2 separate regions of the Mus musculus genome follow, and region 2 is linked to region 1. The links are chromatin loops, found by intact Hi-C in ENCODE. Cell type or tissue: heart. All regions are shown on one strand.

Region 1 (2,500 bases):
GCAGGACCCACCACTAGCCACAGCAGCCCATCAGGGTAATCTTAGTCAACCACTGTCTGAAGCATCACACTGAGAACAAAAATGCAGCCATGTCCAGGGACCATAGATACAGGGTGGGGATCCATGACTCACAGCCACGTGCCAGGGACCCAACTCCATCCACCACATAACCAGGGTCCACGTGTCACAGCCAGTCAAACAGAAGGCAGTTGCTAGTAATAGCCCAGGGGCTAATCCATAGCTCTGCAGCATGATCCAACAAGGCCAGGATGTGACTGCTCACCTATAGCTGCTGCCTGGCCTTTGCCTCTGCCTCCTACCTAGGATCAGCCATAGAAGCCAAACTACCCCTAACCTGCCCCTCAGATATCCACCTTCAGTTGGTGTTTCAGCTTACCCAGGCTGCTGTCCACCAGGGGCCTCACTTCATCCTCCCTCTGCCACAGGGCTTTTTCCACCCTCTGTGACCTATGTCGTTCTGATGACCACAGTGACAGTGGTGTCCCCCGCAGCAGCGACACGATACAGCCCACATCCCTTGCTGTCAGGTGCAGCCATTTCCCCTTCATCCCCACACCCTCTCAGCACCTCGGCCATGATGGGCCATGATGGCCACACCAGCCCTGTAACCCCTTCCCTATTGAATCGGATCAGAAACACCAATTCATAGTAGAGAAAGCTGGTGGGAGACCAGAGAGCCAGGCCCTCTGGCTCAGCTGGATTTCGAGAGGCTCAGTGTGGCCAGGCCCTTCAGCTATGTATAGGAAGCACAGCTGGAGTCACTCACAGCTGTGCATAGCGGGGTCACCAGGGGGGCTCTTGTGATGCAGCGTGGGGTGGCTCTCCAGAACTTTTATGTCCATCCAGTTTGGGGCACAAAGGACAATGGGCAGCATCTTTTCATGATCAGACAAGACAGGGATTATATGATGGGAATCTGGCTCAAGGCCAGGTGGAGTGAGAAGTCATTTTCAGATTTGGGGCTCCCATAGGCTGTGGGGTTACGCGAGCCTGGAATGTAGTCTCAGCTCTTCCTCTTGTGGGATTTCGACCTTGAGAGAGTTCCTGTCCACACCACTCCACCATCCCACCAGCCCGCCTTCTAGCTGCCTTCCCATCTGTCCTTGGGTATCCACCCACCCTCTGCCTTCGATCTGTCCTTCCATCTGTCCTTTCCATCCACCCACCCTTTGCTCACATCCCCTGGTCCTGGGGAAATGCTGGATCAAGGGCAAAGCGATTCGCTTAGCAACCAGCCCAGCAAACACTGAAGTTTTCCATAACACTGATCAACCCTTTTTTTTTTTCAGGAATACGTGGGGGCTGGGTATAGCTCAGTAGCAGGATGCTTGCCTAGCATGCAAAGGCCTGGATTTCATCCCTAGCACCAGTTCCCAAGTTACTGGATATGCATTTGGTTTGAGGGAAGAGCTATATTAAGAGTGTGCTGGCCAGACCCCACCCTGGCCACTAAACAGCCTGGAGCTATGGGCATGGTAGTGCTGCTGCCCTCTGGTGGTCAGAGGAAGATCTGCACCACGAATGGCCCTCCACACCAGTAAGCTCTACTAGTGTCCCTTCAACTGGCTGCAGATTGGACATGTGGGCCTGTTGCCCCCGTGGGATTCATTCCTAGAATGTGGGGCAGTTGCTGATTAGCAAGGTCACATATACCCATGAAGAAGCAACCGCAAACCTGCTCAGCCTACTTGTTCCCTTCTCGCCTCATCCCTGCCAGTGCTTAGAGGGGGCCATGTTTCTCACAGCAGAGGCAGAATGCTGCCATCTCTGGCTACTTGTAGATGACTTGAGGCTCTGAAACAGGACAGTCAGACAGGCAGGAGGGCACCGAGAGAACAGTCCCCAACTGTCCTATGCTGTATGAGGCATCCATGGGGCCACGGGGAGCTGAACAGAGGCAGAGAGAGGAGGACTCAGGATGCAGGGGTGTGGTGAGTCTCATCCAGTGACCCTGCCTCTCTAAAACCACTCCAAATATAGAAGTGCCCAGAGCAAGCTGAACAAGCTGTCCTTGAAGGTCAAAGACAGTCTGGCAGCCAGGGGCACACAACTGTTAAGAAAAAAAGCAATCTTTCCAACTAATAAAGTACCCAAACAAAGCCAACAAAGGCCCAGGCGCCTCTGAGGCAGGCGTCTCCTGTCCTCCTTGCTTGGCTTGGGCTGAGCTGGACACAGATTCCCCCTCCCTGGCTCCAGCTTGGACTCTGTGAAGTCAGTCACCAGGGAGCACAAAAGTGTAACCCACCGCCTTCTTAACATCCTGCTTAGCTCCAGACCCACTGGGTACAAAAAAGTGTATCCAGCCCTCCTGACACTCCCCTGAAGCCAGCATGGTGCCTACCTCACAAGAGAGTAACCTGAGGCCAAGAGCAGCTGAATGGGCCCAGGCCAGCCATGCCAAGGCTTGGAAGCACCATCAGGAGAGTCAGGAGAGGGTTCTGGGGGGCCTGCATGGTGCAACCCTAAGGCCTATGCCAGG
Region 2 (2,500 bases), 180 kb before region 1:
GAGACCACAGCTGCCCACGGGACAAAATCAGGACTACCCACTCATTGGTGTAAATAAAACTGCCATGATCCCTTATAGTCTCTGGCTGCAAGGGCAGAGCTAGGCAGATGTCGCAGGAGTCCTGGGGTCCATGAAGCCATCTTCAGACAAGTTAGCCAAGGCCACTCTAGCAGAAATTCCAGAGGGCTGAAATGACCAACATCAGGGTCATCAGGACCAGCACCCCACCAAGGAAAAGTCCCTGGGTGAGCTTCTGGTCTGCGTGGTCACTGAGCACCTACTGTCAAACAGAACAAGAGGAATGTGACCGAGTTCAGGCCTGCCGCAGGCCGTGCGTGAGTCTTACCAGAAGGTCTGTTTCGCCGTCTGGATGACATTTGCTGACATCTCCACATCGATGTAGTCGTAGTGCAGCGCTCCTGGGTCCGTGGAGGACCCCGTCTCAGCCAGCAAGATGCCAATCCACCTGCCCATGTCTTCAGACGATGATGCCTGTCACGGGGAAGAGAGACAGAGATGCGTGACGGGAAGGGAAAGAGAACACAGAGTACCTGGGAGAGAGTGCCAGAAAAGAGATTCATAAGAGTAATTACATCGGAGCCACAGCAAGTTACAAAGTGTGCTGGCTGCCTGGCCTGGAGACCATGCAGGTGGGCGCTCTACCCCATGACTCCCAGAGGTCCTAGCCCAGCCTGTGCTGCAGCGGGTGTGGTATGTGGCGGCAAGCTTGCTTCTCTTATCTGGATACTATTGAAGACAGCTTATCTTCAAGTCCACTGCATCTTTGCAGGTGTGACACTTTTCTGTAGTTTTGACTAGCTCTGTGTTTACTGTTTTAAAGACATCTGTAGGTGCCAGACCTTATAGCTTCTTTAAAGTTTTTTTTCCATACTACCTTTAAAATTATCCTTATTAAAATTTTAATCCATCCTTGTTAAGTGTTTTTGTAGGCAGGTAACAGCCCAAGAGAAAAAAAAATAGACTTGGCTGCTTGCTGTCGGATCAGTGAGAGCTAGGGTAGATACAGCATCCCAGAACTGGATGAGATATGCATTTTTGCACGGCAGCCACCAGGGGGCAGTCATCCTCCTCGTCCCTGAGACTATCTGGGCCAGTGAGTCCTATAGAGATAATATAAGGTCCGAGACAAACCAAAAATAAGCCAAACAAAAACCTACTATGAAAACAATTTTGGAAATAAGTACCCACATGCTGAAATTCAAGATGTTGGCTGCGTGCCTGGACACCTTGACACTGCTCAGAGTCCCATACCCACACCACAGCCATTTAAGATTGGGCTCTGCGTCTGGTGGATGGCATGTATGTCAGCCGCTGATACAAGCCTAACACAGCCTCACTTCTGCTGACCTTGTGGCACGAACATACTGACATGAACCCTGGAAAACATAATTCTTCACGTCTGTGAATGTATGACATGTGTGTGTATCTTAATCATAAGAAGGAGAAAGGAGAAAAGGGGAAAAATAAGTCTGGATTACTGTCAAGTAGAAAAGACCAAAATGGAAGACTGGTGAACTATCCTATAAAGCAGCCAAGCAGACAATAAAGGACATAAGTAGCCACAGGCTTGCTCCTCACAGACCCTACCACAGGGTGTCAGGGGCCCTAACATGTGGAGAGCTTTCCAAAGGACAAGCGAAGGAAACAGTCCTATGTACCTGAGTAGCCTATGCTTAGAAGAAGTATTTTAATGGAGATTTTTTTTCCCCCACAAGGTATTGCCTGCCTAGGCACTTTGAAAAAGTGGGCTCAACGGTTAACGGTTAAGGTGGTTAAGGTGGTGAGTTCAAATCCCAGCAACCACATGATGGCTCACAACCATCCATAATGAAATCTGATGCCCTCTTCTGGGGTGTCAGAAGTCAGCTATAGGGAGCAAGCAGGGCCAGAGTGAGAAGAAAAAGTGTCTGAAGACAGCTACAGTGTACTTACATATAATAAATAAATAAAAATAAATAAATCAGAAAGAAAGAAAGAAAGAAAGAAAGAAAGAAAGAAAGGAAGGAAGGAAGGAAGGAAGGAAGGAAGGAAGGAAGGAAGGAAGGAAGGAAGAAAGAAAGAAAGAAAGAAAGAAAGAAAGAAAGAAAGAAAGAAGAGAAAAGGTGGCCTGTTATTTGGAGCTAGGCATTTAGCTGTGGCAAGCAAAGTTGTCATGCATGATGCTCTTGGAAGCCTGTATCATCCATGACTCTCCAAAAGAGAAACCCTGAAGACAACGTAAAACAGAATTAGCCAAGGGAGGGAAGGGGCTGGATCAAAATCAGTCCCTACAGGGAGCTAGGGTCTTCTGCAGAAGACCTAATCATGCTGTTGACAGAATCTGTGTACACCTCTCTGGATAGCAGCCCCAGGGAAGCCCATACCTCTAGAACAGCCACCTCCTGTCCGTTTCGAAGCAGCCGGAAGGTCAACGGGTGCTTAGAATCCAGGCCCGGGATCACCTCGCAGCCACGGAGGGGGATGGAGACGAGGTGGGTCT

The links. Hi-C counts contacts between places; a loop is a spot of excess contacts. Peaks named below come from ENCODE experiments on the same cell type or tissue, not always from the same donor. Only the 100,000 strongest peaks of a DNase experiment are listed, where the experiment ranks them.
Region 2: a loop joins it to region 1, with 2.5 times the contacts of the local background. A loop is called at or near these places in 2 of 42 quality-filtered maps.

Annotation. Positions count from the first base shown.
Region 1 is chr5:35,794,613-35,797,112 of GRCm38, reverse strand. All of the region lies in intron 1 of Ablim2 (actin-binding LIM protein 2), which reads right to left. Among named protein-coding and RNA genes, the nearest start is that of Ablim2, 38 kb to the right of the region's middle. In heart, no CTCF peak of the experiment used is centred here; a DNase peak (open chromatin) is centred at 1,512; H3K27ac peaks cover 2,371 bases; H3K27me3 peaks cover 346 bases.
Region 2 is chr5:35,974,484-35,976,983 of GRCm38, reverse strand. Afap1 (actin filament associated protein 1) reads right to left here. Exons shown (of 17, transcript NM_027373.2): 10 at 2,385-2,500; 11 at 347-492. Among named protein-coding and RNA genes, the nearest start is that of Afap1, 82 kb to the right of the region's middle. In heart, a CTCF peak has its summit at 1,068 (motif pointing right); a DNase peak (open chromatin) is centred at 1,143.